Regions from separate parts of the Homo sapiens genome. Here region 1 is linked to region 2. A link is a contact called in ENCODE Hi-C or POLR2A ChIA-PET data. All regions are on one chromosome and are shown on one strand. Each heading gives the region's core, a stretch centred on a gene start or an enhancer-like site at or near the end of the contact. The rest is flanking DNA. Distances are from core to core; before and after follow the strand shown.

Region 1 (5,391 bases), core at 1,564-4,063, 3.2 Mb before region 2:
GCTGGGTGTGGTGGTGGGCGCCTATAATCCCAGCTACTTGCAAGGCTGAGGCAGGAGAATCGCTTGAACCCAGGAGGCAGAGGTTGCAATGAGCAGAGATCATGCCACTGCACTCCAGCCTGGGCTACAAGAGCAAAACTCCATCTCAAAAAAAAAAAAAAAGAAGAAGAAGAAAGGCTAAGCATGGTGGCTCATGCCTGTAATCCCAGCACTTTGGGAGGCTGAGGCAGGTGGATCATCCTGAGGTCAGGAGTTGGAGACCAGCCTGGGCAACATGGTAAAATCCCGTCTCTACTAAAAATACAAAAAATTAGCCATGCATGGTGGCGCGTGCCTGTAATCCCAGCTACTCGGGGTGGGGCTGCTGAGGCAGGAGAATCGCTTGAACCTGGAAGGCAGAGGTTGCAGTGAGCCGAGATCGTGTCACTGCACTCCAACCTAGGCAACAGAGTGAGGCTTTTTTATTTATTTTATTTTTTTATTATTTATTATTTATTTATTTATTTATTTTTATTTATTTTTTTTGAGACCGAGTCTTGCTCTGTTGCCCAGGCTGGAGTGCAGTGGCGCGATCTCGGCTCACTGCAAGCTCTGTCCCCGGGTTCACGCCATTCTCCTGCCTCAGCCTCCCGAGTAGCTGGGACTACAGGCGCCCGCCACTACACCCGGCTAATTTTTTTTGTATTTTTAGTAGAGACAGGGTTTCACCGTGTTAGCCAGGATGGTCTCGGTCTCCTGACCTCGTGATCCGCCCATCTCGGCCTGACTTTTTTATTTTATAAAAGTAAAATAGGCCAGGCAGGGTGGCTTACGCCCGTAATCCTAGCACTTTGGGAGGCCCAGGTGGGAGGATTGCCCGAGCTCAGGAGTTCGCGACCAGCCTGGGCAGCACAGTGAAACCCCATCTCTACTAAAATACAAAAAATTAGCCAGGCGGGGCGGCATGCGCCTGTGGTCCCAGCTACTGGGGAGGCTGAGGTAGAAGAATTGCTTTAACCAGGGAGGCGGAGGTTGCGGTGAGCCGAGATCATGCCACTGAGCTCCAGCCTGGGCAACAGAGCAAGATTCTGTCTCTAAATAAATAAATAAACAAATAAATAAAATAAAATAAAATAAAATAAAAAGAAACGACCCTCTGAAAATAGTGTGTTTTGTTAATTTGCTTTGCTTTTGTTGGTTGGTTTAATCTATGTACATTCTCCATTGAGATTCTAGTACCTCAGTGTGGAGAAAATGGATACACCTATCACAAGGAAAGCTGCCAATACATTCCTGGGAAAGACAAGCCCCGTTGCTGAGCTTTCTGCCTGAGACTATCACAAACCTCCAGTGAAACCTAAAATAACTTGAGATTTGTTGTGCCTTTTTTTTTGAGACATGATCTTACTCTGTCACCATGGTCCCACTCTGTCACAGGCACCACTCTGTGGTGAGATCTTGGCTCACTGCAGCCTCAACATCCCGGGCTCAAGTGGTCCTCCCACCTCAGCCTCCCGAGTACCTGCCACTACAGGCATGAACCACTGTGTCCAGCTACTTTTGTTTACTTTTTGTAGAGACAGGGTCTCACTATGATGCCCAAGCTAGTCTCAAATTCCTGGGCTCAAGCAATCCTCCTGCGTCAGCCTCCTGAAGTGTTGAGATTAAGGCATGAGCCACAGCGAATGACTCAAGTTTCTACGCCACTCTGCTAATATTCTCAGTAATATGGATTCCGCATATGTGTCGAATGCTTTGTGATTTTCAGACAGGGGTTTCTCTCTTGTTAATTACTCCTCCTTCTCTCACCCAAGTAGCAAGGTGTCTCCAACACCAGCAATTCCTCCCTAGCGCTGTGGAAGAAAGAATGAAGGGGCCGGGCGCGGTGGCTCACGCCTGTAATCCCAGCACTTTGGGAGGCCGAGGCAGGTGGATCACGAGGTCAGGAGATCGAGACCATCCTGGCGAACATGGTGAAACCCCGTCTCTACTAAAAATACAAAAAAATTAGCCGGGCGTGGTGGCGCGTGCCTGTAGTCCCAGCTACTCGGGAGGCTGAGGCAGGAGAATGGCGTGAACCTGGGAGGCGGAGCTTGCAGCAAGCCGAGATCGCGCCACTGCACTCCAGCCTGGGCGACACAGGGAGACTCCGTCTCAAAAAAAAAAAGAAAGAAAGAAAGAAAGAAAGAATGAAGGATTGCAGTCACGTATGTGAGTGCTTCCTAAGTGCTTGAGGTGTCGCACACATGATCTCATAAGCTCATGTTCCTCGCAGCAACCCTGCCACCTGGGTCCCGCTATTGTCCCCATTTTACAGAGGAGGAGACTGAGGCTCGGAGACGTTAAGTAACTTGCCAAGGTGACAGCGCTGGTTACGTGGAGGAGCCGAGGACCCAGCGAAGTGAGCAGGGCAGACATTCTCCATTTTATTGAGAGTCACAGCGAAGTCGGACGCCCCAGGCCCTAGTGACAATTTGCCTGGGAGTTTTCCAGATCCTCAAGCCTCGGGGACTCTGTCGCGCTGCCCCCAGCAGCTGCTTTCTGTTTGGCCGCAGGCTCCAGAAAACACCCTCAAAGAGACACCCGGATCTTCCATCACCTACGATGCAAATTCTACGGCTGGAAAGCACGAGGGTGGAAAGGAAAAAGTTGCGTTCTTTTTACCCCGCTCTGGATTGCACGGTGGAAACTCCGTCTCCACGGAAACGCACCTCCTGGCAGCGGTCGCCAGGGGCGGGGCTCAGGGCGGCTCCTCCCCGGGGCTGCAACTGTTCCCAGGCTGGGGCGATTGCCGTCACCCCTGAACTTCCCCGTTCCTCTTCTCGGCTGCCTCCTTTTCCGTTGTCCCTTCGCGCCCCAAACCACATCCTGGAGCGCACTCTCCAGCGTGGCTGGCAGCGGGGACGGTGCGCCGGGGCGCAGGCCCAAGAGTCGCGTGCGCGGCCCCTTGCACCATCCCCCCGGGCCCACCCCCGGGCCGCGCTGATTGGGCAGGTAGGGACTCTGCCCAGCGGAAAGTTTTGGGTGCCGGGAGGAAGTCTAACCTTTGGGAGACTCCAAGACAGCAGCTCCGAGGTCGGCGGGGGTCTGGGTGGCCATGGAGGAGCCCCCTGTGCGAGAAGAGGAAGAGGAGGAGGGAGAGGAGGACGAGGAGAGGGACGAGGTTGGGCCCGAGGGGGCGCTGGGCAAGAGCCCCTTCCAGCTGACCGCCGAGGACGTGTATGACATCTCCTACCTGTTGGGCCGCGAGCTTATGGCCCTGGGCAGCGACCCCCGGGTGACGCAGCTGCAGTTCAAAGTCGTCCGCGTCCTGGAGATGCTGGAGGCGCTGGTGAATGAGGGCAGCCTGGCGCTGGAGGAGCTGAAGATGGAGAGGGACCACCTCAGGAAGGAGGTGGAGGGGCTGCGGAGACAGAGCCCTCCGGCCAGCGGGGAGGTGAGTGTGGGAGCGAGGGTTCCGGGCCCACGGCGCCTGCGGGGCGTAGGAGGGCACCTACTGGCAGGGAGACGCCTTCCTTTTCTTTTCTCTTCTCTTTTCTCTTTTTTCTTTTTTTAAGAGATGGGATCTCGCTGTGTTGCCCAGGCTGGTCTCAAACTCCTGGCTCCAAGTGATCCCCCAGCCTCAGCCTCCTAGAGTGCTGGGTTTACAGGTGTGAGCCACCCTGCCTGGCCAGAATCTGTATTTCTAACGAGTTCGCAGTTAATGCTGATGCTATTGGCCCAGGGTCCACAGTTTGAGAACCTTTGACCTAGAGCAAGAAACACTTTTTTTTTCTTTTGACACAGGGTCCTGCTCTATCTCCCAGGCTAGAGTGCAGTGGTGCAAACACGGCTCACTACAGCCTTGGCCTCCTAGGCTCAAGCAATTCTCCTGCCTTGCCCTTCCAAGTAGCTGGGAGTACAGGCATGTGCCACCATGCCTGGCTAACTTTTTTGATGTTTTGTAGAGATGGGGGTCTCACCGTTACCCAGGCTGGTCTCAAACTCCTAAGCTCAAGGAATCCTCCCACCTTGGCCTCCCAAAGTGCTGGGCTTGTGGATGTGAGCCACCACACTTGGACAAGAAACACATTTTACCTAAAGAGAAATTAGTGCATATGACCACAAAAAGACATAGACAAGAAGATTCAGAGCAGCTTTAGTCTCAGCTGCCAAACTGGAAACACTCTAAATGCAACCCAATTGAGTTTTGAAATTGTGATATATGGAATACTATGCAACAGAGAAAAAGAACGGGGTGCTGATACACACAGCAGTGTGAATGAATCTCACAGATGTAACATTGAGAGAAAGAAGCCAGGCACTAAAGAGAAACTACTGTAGATTTTTTTTTTTTTTGAGTCAGAATCTTGCTCTGTTGCTCAGACTGTAGTGCAGTGGCGTGACCTCGACTCACTGCAACCTCCACCTCCTGGATTCAAGCGATTCTCCTGCCTCAGCCTCCTGAGCAGCTGGGATTGCAAGCGTGTGCCACCACGCGTGGCTATTTTTTTTTTTTCTTTTTTGGTAGAGACGGGGTTTCACCATGTTGGCCAGGCTGGTCTCAAACTCCTGGCCTCAAGTGACCCACCCACCTCAGCCTTCCAAAGTGCTGGGATTACAGGCCTGAGCCACAGCACCCAGCCCTACTGTACATTTAAATAAAATTCATGAACAGGCAAAATAATTTATAGTTATAGAAGGCAAACTGGTGGTGGGGGGAAAAGAAGGGAAATTGATAGAGAGCTAGAAGTGTCCCATATCTTAATCAGGGTATGGATATAGGGATCTACACATATGTTAAAAATCATCTGGCTGGGTGCTGTGACTCACGCCTGTAATCCCAGCACTTTGGGAGGCCAAGGCGGGCAGATCACAAGGTCAGGAATTTGAGACCAGCCTGGCCAACATGGTGAAACTCTATCTCTACTAAAACTACAGAAAAAAATTAGCCGGGCGTGGTGGCGGGTGCCTGTAATCCCAGCTACTCGGGAGGCTGAGGCCGGAGAATTGCTTGAAACCGGAAGGCAGAGGTTGCAGTGAGCCGAGATCGCGCCACTGCACTCCAGGTTGGGTGACAGAGCGAGATTTTGTCTCAAAAAAAAAAAAAAAGTCTTTTTTGCGGGGACAGCTTTCTCTGTCATCCAGGCTGGAATACCATGGTGTGATCACAGCTCACTGAGGCCTCAAACTCCTGGGCTCAAGCAGTCCTCCCACTTCAGCCTCTCCAGTAGCTAGGACTACAGGCACACACCAACCACCTGGCTAATTTTTGTATTTTTGTAGAGATGGGGGTCTCACCATGTTGCCCAGGCTGGTCTCGAACTCCTGGGCTTAAGTGATACGCCCACCTCAGCCTCCCAAAGTGCTGGGATTACAGGCCTGAGCCACCATGCCCAGCCTAGTTTTTAAAATTCTTGTCGAAACTCATTA
Region 2 (5,347 bases), core at 2,188-4,687:
TGGTGAGCTAAGATCACGCCATCGCACTCCAGCCTGGGCAACAAGAGTGAAACTCCATCTCAAAAAACACAAAAAATTTACAAAGGACTTTAGAGAAATCAGAGTCAGTACCCTACTGCTTGCAACAGAGCTAGCCCTGTGGTAGGAAATCTCATACAGTGGGTAGGCTCTAATTTCAGAGAATAAGAACCTGGCCTCCCACAGAGGTCTCAGTTGGAGCTACTGATTTATGGTAGAACAAGATGAGATTGACAGCACTTGAGCTACCCGTATCTAAATTCTGTTCAGGGAATTTTATGCCAGTCAGCTGCACCAATATACCCTGCCATGCAAGTGTCTTGGTTTTAAACCTGCTACCGCCACCACCCCCCGCCCCGCCCACCACTTTACCAAATTATTCATGTTGGCCTGATTTTCTTACTCTTCCATCTTTTCTGGCATTTTTTGGGGTGTGTGTGTGTGTGTGTGTGTGTGTGTGTGTGTGTAGCTGCTTTAGAGACATTCTGCCACCTTTCTGGACTTCGCTCGATCAGGGAGAGTAGGCAGATTGTGATTGGAATCTTTTTTTTTTTTTTTTTTTTTTTGAGACAGAGTCTCTCTCTGTCACCCAGGCTGGAGTGCAGGGGCACAATCTCGGCTCACTGCAAGCTCCGCCTCCCGGGTTCACCCCATTCTCCTGCCTCAGCCTCCCAAGTAGCTGGGATTACAGGCACATGCCACCACGCCCGGCTAGTTTTTTATATTTTTAGTAGAGATGGGGTTTCACTGTGTTAGACAGGATGGTTTCGATCTCCTGACCTCGTGATCCGCCCACCTCAGCCTCCCAAAGTGCTGGGATTACAGGCGTGAGCCACCGCACCTGGAGTGATTGGAATCTTAATAACCTGTCAAAACAGCATTTAAATCTCATTCATGTTATTTTCCATCCTTCCCATGGAACACAGATAGCCAAGAAGACAAATAAAAGAGACCCCAGGCCAGGCACAGTGGCTCACGCCTGTAATCCCAGCACTTTGGGAGGCTGAGCTGGGTGGATCACCTGAGGTCAGGAGTTCGAGACCAGCATGACCAAAATGGAAAAACCCCGTATCTACTAAAAATACAAAATTAGCCGGGCATGGTGGCACATGCCTATAATCCCAGCTACTCAGGAGGCTGTGGCAGGAGAATCACTTGAACCCGGGAGGTGGAGGTTGTGGTGAGCCGAGATTACGCCATTGCACTCTACCCTGGGCAACAAGAGTGAAATTCTGTCTCAAAAAAAAAAAAAAAAAAAGAAAAGAAAAGAAAAAAGAAAAGAAAAAGAAATACAGTAACGTGAAATCGAGCTACTTCTAACTTTTTTTTTTTTTTTTGAGACGGAATCTTGCTCTGTCACCTAGGCTGGAGTACAGTGGCGCAATCTCAGCTCACTGCAACCTCTGCCTCCTGGGCTCAAGCAATTCTCCTGCCTCAGCCTCCCAAGTAGCTGGAATTACAGGAGCCCGCCACCACTCCTGGCTAACTTTTGGTATTTTTTAGTAGAGACGGGGTTTCACTGTGTTAGCCAGGATGGTCTGGATCTCCTGACCTCGTGATCTGCCCACCTCAGCCTCCCAAAGTGCTGGGATTACAGGCATGAGCCCCCGCACCCGGCCTACTTCTGACAGTTTTATGGTGTGTGATATAGGATATAACATGATGTATGAAGCTCTTTGTAATAATTTTTAATTTTGAAATAGCTGATTCTTTGGGGATCATTTAATACATAATTCCATAGGTTTCAGTGAAAAAAAAAAAAAAAAAGAGATCTCAGGGTTGGGCAAGGTGTCTCATTCTTGTAATCCCAGCAATTTAGGAGGCCAGGGTGGGAGGATTGCTTGAGCCCAGAAGTTTGACATCAGCCTAGGCAACATGGCAAGACCCCATCTATACAAAAAGTACAAAAAATTAGCTTGGCGTGGTGGTGTGTGCCTGTAGTCCTAGCTACTTGGGAGGCTGAGGTGGGAGGATCACTTCAGCCTGGGAGGTCAAGTCTGCAATGAACTGAGATTGCTCCACTACACTCTAGCCTGGGCAACGGAGTGAGACTGCTTCTCAAAAAAAAAAAAAAAAAAAAAAAAAAAAAAAAAAGATTTGATGGAGGTGAATTATTCTATGGATGTTTGTTGGCTAGTTTTCTAGGAAGAGGGAATGGCTAATGCAAAAGCCCCCAAGTAAAGCCTGCTCTGGAAAAGCAGCAGAGCATCATCTGGGTAGAAAGCAAGTAAGTGAGGAGGAAAACATCTGAGATGATCAGAGTGGGCGTGAGGGACAGATAGGTAAGGGCCTTGTAGGTACTTTAGGTTTTAGATTTTTACTCTGTAGGAAACGGAAAGTTTTAAGCAGATAAGGAGATGAGCTGACTTAGGTTTTTTTTTTTTTTTTTTTTTTTTTGAGATGGAGTCCCTCTCTGTCACCCAGGCTAGAGTGCAATGGTGTGATCTTAGCTCACTGCAGAGCTCACAGCTCCCGGGTTCAAGCGATTCTTCTGCCTCGGCCTCCTGAGTAGCTGGGATTACGGGCATGCGCCACCCCACCTGGCTAATTTTTGTATTTTTAGTAGAGACGGGGTTTTGCCATGTTGGCCAGGCTAGTCTCGAACTCCTGACCTCAGGTGATCCACCCGCCTCGTCCTCCCGAAGTGCTGGGAGTATAGGCGTGAGCCACCGCGCCCGGCCAGGTTTTAAAGGATCCCTCTGTTTTGGTAGGCGGAAAAACTAGAGAAGACGAGAGACCATTCTGAGGCCGGGCGCGGCGGGTCACGCCTGTAATCCCAGCACTTTGGGAGGCCGAGGCGGGCAGATCACGAGGTCAGGAGATCGAGACCATCCTGGAGAACATGATGAAACCCCGTCTCTACTAAAAATACAAAAAAAAAATTAGCCGAGCACGGTGGCGGGCGCCTGTAGTCCCAGCTACTCCGGAGGCTGAGGCAGGAGAATGGCGTGAACCCGGGAGGCGGAGCTTGCAGTCAGCCGAGATGGCGCCACTGCGCTCCAGCCTGGGCGACAGAGCGACACTCCGTCTCAAAAAAAAAAAAAAAAAGAGAAACCATTCTGTTTCTAAGCATGTGCAATTATGTCTCAGCTCCACGTCATACCTTTTAGTTTGCTGAGCTCGCCAGGTGGCACAGGGAACCGGGACTCCGAATTCGCAGCTCCAGCTCCAGCTCCAGCCCAGCAGGTGGCAGCAGCTCAGAGCAAGCTCCTCCAACGCGAGGCAGCGCCTTCCTTCGCGACCCTACTTAAAGGCGGCTTTCCGTTGGCTGGAGTGGCAGCGATATTATCCAATGGTTGCCTGTATTCGTTCAGCTTTGTCTGACGGGCGATGGCGCAGCCAATAGACAGGAGCGCTATCCGCGGTTTCTGATTGGCTACTTTGTTCGCATTATAAAAGGCACGCGCGGGCGCGAGGCCCTTCTCTCGCCAGGCGTCCTCGTGGAAGGTTCGTGTGCTAGTTAGATGGGCGCCAGGGGTCGCCGGCGGGAAGCATGGAGGGGTCTTTGGGGGCCTTTGGGAACATGGAGTCCTATTCTGTTCCGCCTGGGGCCTCGGTGGCGGCTTGCACGCCCCGAGATGACGGCCGCTGCCCTAGGCAGGGCCGGCGGGCGATTGCGCGTGTCCTGCTCCTCTTAGGCCCGGGACCGCGGGATGGGTGTCGGCGTGACCAGGCCTGAGCTCCCTGTCTCTCCTCAGTGACATCGTCTTTAAACCCTGCGTGGCAATCCCTGACGCACCGCCGTGATGCCCAGGGAAGACAGGGCGACCTGGAAGTCCAACTACTTCCTTAAGATCATCGTAAGTGCAGGGTGGGTCGCCTCTGCTCTTCATGTTGCCCCAGCGCAAATAGGGACAGTCAGCTGCTATGTGCTGAGGGTCTACTCACACCGGCTACTGAATTAGGCCATTTTTGGGAAAATACTGTTTAGTTAACAATTTCCTGAGATAGGTCCCTTCTGTTGCAGATAAACGGGCTCAGGCAAGTTAAGTGGGTCCTAAGATGACAGCATTCGTATCCAGGTCTGTCTGGCTTCTAAAAGAGCGCGCTTTATACTTTTTTTTTTTTAAACGGAGTCTCGCTCTGTTGTCCAGGCTGGAGTGCAGTGGCTTGATCTTGGCTTACTGCAACCTCCGCTTCCCAGGTTCAAGCGATTCTCCTGCTTCAGCCTCCCGAGTAGCTGGGATTACAGGGGCGCGACACCACACCCAGCTAATTTTTGTATTTTCAATAGAGACAGGGATTCACCATGTTGGCCAGGATGGTCTCGATCTCTTGACTTCATGATCCACCTTCCTCGGCCTCCCTAAGTGCTAGGATTACAGGTGTGAGCCACCGCGCCCGGCCGCACATTACAGTTTTACTCCATTTTTGAGAAGGTCTGAGGTCAGGAATGACTCATTGTAAGGAAGCAAGCTGTTGCATATTTAGGACCTGTCAGCCAAGAAACTTAAGTGTCCAATGACTTTTGGATGGCCTTTGAGGTGGGTCTCCCTTGCCCAGAAATGCTGACTGTACTGCGCTTAAGCAATTAGGCAGCATTGTAGAGCATAGCTTGTATTACATTTTCCCACACTTAGAAGGTTTTCAGACACAAAACCCAAAGGAATTGTGTAACAATCCGGATAAACACGCCTAGATTGTTTTTACAAATAATAATGTTGCTATATTTGCTTAACGTGGTGCTTTTAATGCTGTGAATCTAGCCCTCCTCTTGACCAACTTACTTGGAACATTCCTTTTTTATCCTGTTAACCATTTTAGTGAATCAGAAGCATGCCTGGTAATTGGGAAAAATTAAAAACTAAGTAAAAAAAGAAAAAACTCCTTGATTGAATGTAGAAACCTAATTTTCAGCGTTCATACCCAGCTAGCCAATCATCCAGTTTGGCAGTGTTACAACGTAGCTCCCAATCTCCCTCTGACTTCAAAAGCTTAGAAGAAAGGGAGTGGGATGGAAACAAATTGTGGGGTTCAGTTTCTTCTGGCATTTTTTCCCTCTCTCTTCCTGTTAAACTTGGCTCCTCTGGCTTGTTTTTTGTAGCAACTATTGGATGATTATCCGAAATGTTTCATTGTGGGAGCAGACAATGTGGGCTCCAAGCAGATGCAGCAGATCCGCATGTCCCTTCGCGGGAAGGCTGTGGTGCTGATGGGCAAGAACACCATGATGCGCAAGGCCATCCGAGGGCACCTGGAAAACAACCCAGCTCTGGAGAAGTCAGTTCCCCTGGCAGTTTTGTCCTTTCTCCCCAGTGCCCGTCTCCCTCTTCCTGGAGAATGGTGCTGAAAGGTGATTGTCTCCCATAAACTTCTCTTTGCAGACTGC

Evidence for each region. Hi-C counts contacts between places; a loop is a spot of excess contacts on that map. ChIA-PET counts read pairs that join two places held with the same protein, here RNA polymerase II (POLR2A). Pooled maps may share reads with other maps.
Region 1: a pooled map shows a loop between it and region 2 (21-fold over the local background). The contact joins the promoter of RILPL2 here to the promoter of RPLP0 in region 2. A Hi-C loop is called at or near these places in 4 of 50 pooled maps. POLR2A ChIA-PET finds 5 or more read pairs at or near these places in 2 of 52 experiments (BJ and activated B cell).

What each region holds. Positions count from the first base shown.
Region 1 is chr12:123,434,106-123,439,496 of GRCh38, reverse strand. It overlaps RILPL2 (Rab interacting lysosomal protein like 2), which reads left to right and starts at 2,813. Exons shown (of 4, transcript NM_145058.3): 1 at 2,813-3,415. The coding sequence starts at 3,077. RefSeq lists a silencer at 2,807-3,066 and an enhancer at 2,908-3,837.
Region 2 is chr12:120,199,201-120,204,547 of GRCh38, reverse strand. RPLP0 (ribosomal protein lateral stalk subunit P0) reads left to right here and starts at 3,437. Exons shown (of 8, transcript NM_001002.4): 1 at 3,437-3,465; 2 at 3,717-3,818; 3 at 5,063-5,238; 4 at 5,343-5,347. The coding sequence starts at 3,765. PXN-AS1 (PXN antisense RNA 1) reads right to left here and starts at 3,257. Exons shown (of 4, transcript NR_038924.1): 1 at 3,122-3,257. RefSeq lists enhancers at 2,922-3,281, 3,682-3,751, 4,792-5,347.